2 separate regions of the Homo sapiens genome follow, and region 2 is linked to region 1. A link is an interaction called in ENCODE POLR2A ChIA-PET data of the cell type or tissue named here. Cell type or tissue: IMR-90. All regions are shown on one strand. Each heading gives the region's core, and the rest is flanking DNA. Links, peaks and the distances in the headings are about the cores only. Region 1 overlaps LOC112267858 (a long non-coding RNA gene). Region 2 overlaps COL1A2-AS1 (COL1A2 antisense RNA 1).

What was found. ChIA-PET counts read pairs that join two places held together with the same protein. Peaks named below come from ENCODE experiments on the same cell type or tissue, not always from the same donor. Only the 100,000 strongest peaks of a DNase experiment are listed, where the experiment ranks them.
Region 2: POLR2A ChIA-PET joins it to region 1 with 25 read pairs; 6 of 35 experiments call an interaction of 5 or more read pairs at or near these places.

The regions. Positions count from the first base shown.
Region 1 is chr7:94,299,737-94,302,651 of GRCh38, forward strand. The region is part of intron 2 of LOC112267858 (a long non-coding RNA gene); the gene reads right to left. Among named protein-coding and RNA genes, the nearest start is that of COL1A2-AS1, 91 kb to the right of the region's middle. RefSeq lists an enhancer at 520-1,719. In IMR-90, for the core only: a CTCF peak has its summit at 1,417; DNase peaks (open chromatin) are centred at 1,485 and 2,145; H3K4me3 peaks cover 408 bases; H3K27ac peaks cover 2,425 bases.
Region 2 is chr7:94,374,509-94,377,423 of GRCh38, forward strand. The region is part of intron 5 of COL1A2-AS1 (COL1A2 antisense RNA 1); the gene reads right to left. Among named protein-coding and RNA genes, the nearest start is that of COL1A2-AS1, 16 kb to the right of the region's middle. In IMR-90, for the core only: no CTCF peak of the experiment used is centred there; DNase peaks (open chromatin) are centred at 893 and 1,393; H3K4me3 peaks cover 1,088 bases; H3K27ac peaks cover 2,500 bases.

The sequences.
Region 1 (2,915 bases), core at 201-2,700:
TTTCTTTATTAAAGATATTAGGAATGAAGAAACATTGGCAAAATTATGTTGCTTGTTCTTAATTTTTTTACTGTTACTATTATTAATCTTGTTCCGGCCATGGTACTGGAGTACAATATTTCCTTTTGTGGAACATGGTCATTTTGCTATTCCAAACAAAGTTTGTGAAGATTGAAGTTGGAAGCGTTGTGAACTATGAATAACCCACAGAGTCCTAAACGGTTGTTACATTATTATTTTTCTCACAATTATCCTACGAAAAAAACACACAGATTTATTTGGAAAGGCTCGGAACAATGAAATAAATACAGTACTGATTTCAAATGCAAATGTCACGTCATTTCTAAATGAGTCAACCTTCAAAAGACAATGAAAAATCAACCAGAAAATTTCTGCATGTCAAAGAGTTTTAAAGGTGATAGCTAGTAAATTGAAGTACACATCAAAGTTTCTCCAATAAAAATGTTAAATATAAGTTACTTCTTCATACATATCTAAAACCTGTCAAGTACAGGGGAAAATAATCTGTCCCACCCCCACCCATAAACTGAACAGATCACAGAAATAACTGGCATCTTTCCGCTTCCGAGGAGTGGCCGCAGGTTAGTGACAGTATAATAGTTCCTGTGTGGGAGTGTCCCTGAGTTCTAGCTCCTCCAACGCGAATCATGGCAGTGGCAGTATGTCCAAATCCTGGTAGCAATGCCCAGGATGCATGCAGTCAGAATGGCAAGTGCAAAAGGCATTTCTGGGTCTGTCAAGGCCCTAGGCTGCTGGGTAACTTAGGGGTCATCTCAGCAAGAAAGGACAAGAAAGGATTTATAAGTATACGTACACACTCCCTGGAAATGCATCTAGAGTAGGATTCTCTAACACATTGGACTTCCTGCAGCCAGGCAAGCAGAGTCTTGGACTTCAAGATGTGGGTGTTCAAGTTAATGACAACACCTGTTCTCACCAGCTGGTGAAACCCGAAGAGCCCCCCTGCCCCATCAAGGTTACAAGTGTCTTACATATTTTGAAGAGAGATTGATGCTACCTGTTGTTAATTTATGAGGTGAGTGGGTTGAAAATTAAGGAGGCGGAAAAAATTGTGACATGCAAATGATTTTCCTCCCCCTATGGATCAGAACTTTAATCACACAATAAATATTCTTGTTCTCCATGTGGATGATGCAGGTGACCTCAATTTCACAAAGGCTTGTAAAATCCAGTATGTGTTTCTCTGTTCTGTACAGGGAAATTTGAGTAAACGATTGACTTTTCACTGAAATTTAGGTTTCCTAATGACCCCCACATAAATAATGCAGCTAGAAATTACTGAGGACTAGCCCAGTCGCTTGGTGGCTAGCACTTTCCCCTCCCTTCAGCGGTATCCCTGCATTGTGCCTTTAAGGCAGCAGGGGCTCACTAGCTCCTCGGGCTGAACTCTGCCCTCCCTGGGCAGTGACTCACACTCTGCAGGCTCAGACAAATGGAATCTCCCCCTGTGAGAGCCCTGCAGCCTTCCACTGTGAAAAGTCATCACAGGGCCTGAAGGGAATATTTCCCCCACTTCCAACCTCCAAGCTCTGAGGCCACAAGTGTTTTTCACTGAGAGGGCCAGAATGTTCTAAAGCCTGTGGAAATTAAAAGCGTAATTCATGACACAGCAAAACTTTTTCCTCCCCCCATCATCTAAGACCACCTAGGGAAAAGAGAGAAATGGACTAATGCCAGATTGAGGCCTGGAGGAGAAGCCCCAGTCAACTCTCTTTTCAGTCCTTCCACAGCACAGACCAAACACACACACACATACACACGTGCATGCACACACATCCATACTATACATCATCGTATTGTTGTCTCAGGTTTGGGGAAAACGAAATGTTTCAAGACGGATGAGAAGGGAAATTGTGTGAGGAACTGCAGCTCTCCTCCAAAAATGTGTGTGTGTGTGTGTGTGTGTGTGTGTGTGTGTGTGAGAGAGAGAGAGAGAGAGAGAGAGAGAGAGAGAGGGAGGAGGAGGAGAAGGAGAAGGAGGAGGAGGAAGCAGAGGAAGAGAGGGAGGAATGGGGAAGAGGGACAGAGATAGGGGGCGTGGAGGGAGAGCCAGACAATGAAGTAAAAGAACAATCAAAACAAAGTTCCTTCTCCCTCCCCCAGTTCCAGATTTTTGGGCAGCTTCCAAACTTGCTAACTTTCCCAAGGACAAGTTTTAAAGAAATGTTCAAAAAGCCAACAAAACTAAATGTAGATACCTTTGAAACTTCTTAGATAACAGTTACAGACAGCAGTAGCAACCCAACTCTAAAACTGGGCCATTGAAAAGGAGGAGGAGGAGTCTGTGTCCCTGACTGCCACACTTGAAAAGAACTCTAGCTCTGAGGAGTTGATCCGTCTTCCCAATCCCTCATCCACCCAAGCCCAAAAACTCAGACTTTTCAATGGAATCCACCATCCTATGCTTACACTGGTGTGGGAAAACCATCACATACTTTTATTTCTAAATGTTTCTGTTCTGTTTGTTTAAATATGCATAATGTATCAGAAAGAAATGGAAAAAAAGGAGTAGCCTGTTTAAATACAAAGAAACGGTGTTAATGAAAACTAAGTGAAGCATAACCTTAATTTGTACCCCAAATCTAGTATGACATGAATTGATAGATTAGTTACATAAGTAAAAAGTTTTCCTGAAAGCAGAAATTAAAGTTTAGTTGTTTTGCTTCATAACAGTTTAGTGCAATACAAACTTGTAAACTGACATTGATATTTACTTGGTTCATGTTCTGTTACCTATTTTAAGGTTGAAACACTAAGACAACAAAGATCTGCTAATAATTTATTCTTAATTAAAAGACGCAATCTAAGAAGTAACTTTTAACAACTTTCTAGTTTTTTTATAACAGTGTAAACTTCTTCAGTTAATCTTGTGA
Region 2 (2,915 bases), core at 118-2,617, 75 kb after region 1:
TGTAGTAGAATGTATGCACTTATAAAACTTTTCTGATCTCTCTCTCTCTGTTTTCCCAACTGCTGCCTTTTAAGTCAGTTTGGTGGCTTTCACATGAGCATTTGAGTGTATTGGGTCCACCCAGGCAATCCTTGGATTTAAATGAGTTGCTTTTTATTTCCTCGGGGACTTAATTTTATTCAAAAGATGAGGGTTACACACTGACGATTTATGTGAGAGAGAGAAAGAGAGAGAGAGAGAAAGGCCATTCTGAGATCAACATTTCAACCTCTCCTTCCTGATTGCTACTTAAATCACTTATTCCAACTTGGGGAGATTGTAATATATAGTTTCTTAATGTGTTTAGTTAAGGACTTCATGAATCATGTGGATTTCTCCTCAACCTAAGTGGTTATTATGCTGACCCAAGGGTGTGCCGTTTTGCGGACACTTCATTTTTGTGTCCCTGTTTATTTGTAGCAAGCAAGCTCAGTTCTGTAAGACATTGATTAGAGGGACAATGGAAGTTGTTATCTACTGTAAGTCGCATTCAGCAAAAAGCTGCCAAGTGGTGTTCACATAATTGAAGAGGTAGAGCTTTCAGACTTGATTGTGATTTTGGGTTTGGGGCTTCCAGTTCTAACTCAGGCTCTCAATAAGGCTAAGACCACTCCTTATCTTGAATTGTTCCTTTTCAGGAACAACACTCTAACAACAAATCTTGGAGATCTCATACAAGTTGTTGCATTTAAAACCTCCTTAACTAGGACAATCTTTTCCTCAGTCTTCCTAAAGCTAACGAGCCCAAGCTGCTTCCTTTGCTTGCTGCTGGATATCAACTTTGCAAGGGATTTTACTAAGCGGAGAGAGGCTATGGGGGATGGTATTGGCAGTGAGTTACTTAGTACAACCCCAGGGCTGGGAGGGAGGGAGATGCTGTGCTTTCTTACCAGCTGTTATACTTCAAGAAGAAACAGGATTTTGTAACCCTTTCCTGGCATACCAGTCTCAAAACAAAGGCCAGACTCAGTTTTGACAAAGATTTTCTTGTGAAAATACACACAACACAACAGTATGAATGCATTCCTATCTAAATATGATTAATAAAATGTGACATTGTTTCTGTGTTTTGGATTTTCACAAGAAAGTGTGAAAACAGAGGCATTAAACAGTGTTGGTCTCATTGACATCCAAATGGCACTACTATTTGCGTCTCCCTCAAGGAAAGCCAGTCTTTTCCACTGAGGAGTAGGGAAAGAAAACACCAATCTGAAAAAGAAAAAGTGGAGGGTTGGACCTCCTCTTGGTTAAAGCCCAGAAGCGTATTCAAATGTGCTTCCCTTAAGAGTTAAGCACAGGCACCTCCCAGGAAATGACAAATGGTCCTACAGCCACAGCTCTGCTAATTTCCCTGCCCCCAATATCCAGACTTCCAGACATCAAATGGTTAGAAAAAGTGTTTAGTTTGAAAAAATTCTTGAGGTTTAGCTTGCCTCACAAATCACATTCTTTTTACCCTTTTCCCCCAGCCCAGTTTAAAAAAAAACAAAACAACAACAAAAAAAAAAAAAAAAAGAAAGGAACATGCCTTGGAATTCTGATGATAGATTTTCATAAAATTGTCCACGTTGCTTGCTGAGGCAAAAAAAAAAAAAAGGAAAGAAAAAAAAGAAAATCTATATAAAGTTACAACTTTTGTAGCTGTTGGTCTTCAATTAGAGATACTTGTCTTCTATTTTTACTTCTTTACATCTTGAATTTTTATTTTATTTTATTTTATTTTTTGATAGAGGGCCTGGGTCTATGTCCCAGGCTGGAATGCAGTGGCATGATCATGGCTCACTGCAGCCTTGACCTCCTTGGGCTCAGGTGATCCTCCCACTTCAGCCCCCTGAGAAGCTGGGTCTATAGACATGTGCCACCACACCCATCTAATCTTTTCACTTTTTATAGAGACAGGGGTCTCACTATGTTGCCCAGACTGGTCTTGAACTCCGGGGCTCAAGTAATCCTCCAGCCTCAGCCTCCCAAAGTGTTGGGATTACACATTTGTGCCACCACACCTAGCCACATCTTGAATTCTTATTGTAGTTTTCATTTTGCAATTTTTTTTCTGACAACCTAACTGCATATTAGCCCTACCCCCATAAAGATATCAACTATTTTCTGAAGCTCAAGGTCTCTGGGTATACCAAAACTCTTAAGTCAGTCTGTGAGCATTTTTTAACCTACAAATGCATGGGGCCCAGCCTCAAAATTTCTCATTCAGGCCCAGCACAGTGGCTTAAGTCTAATCTCAGCACTTTGGGAGGCCAAGGCAGGTGGATCTCTTGAGGCCGGCAGTTCGGGACCAGCCTGGCCAACATAGCAAAACCCTGTCTCTACTAAAGATTAAAAAAATTAACTGGGCATGGTGACACATGTCTGTAATTCAGGTGGCTGAGGCAAGAGAATCACTTGAACCCAGGAGGTGGAAGTTGCAGTGAGCCAAGATTGCACCACTGCACTCCAGCCTAGGCAACAGAGTGAGACTCTGTCTCCAAATAAATAAATAAATAAGTCTCACTCAGTAGTTTGATTTGGGCCTTAGAAAGCATGATTGGTTCCTCCAGTGGTTTAAATGCAGATCTGGGCTTGGAAGACACTGCTGAATAGTATACACCTACACACACACACACACACACACACACACACACAAACACACATTACTTTCCTTAATGACTACCATCCAATAAGAACAGTCATCATTAAAAGTTTTGTTTGTAATTCTATTGTAGAAGATATCCTATTTTTCCTTTACTGCTAAACTTCTTGAAAAAGTGGCCAGTCTGGCCTCACTTTTCCTACTTCTAACCCCATGGCCCACTTACGTTGGATACAATCAGGCTTCCTCCTAACAATTTCTAGATCCATAGTCAGTGACCTCATGATCATGA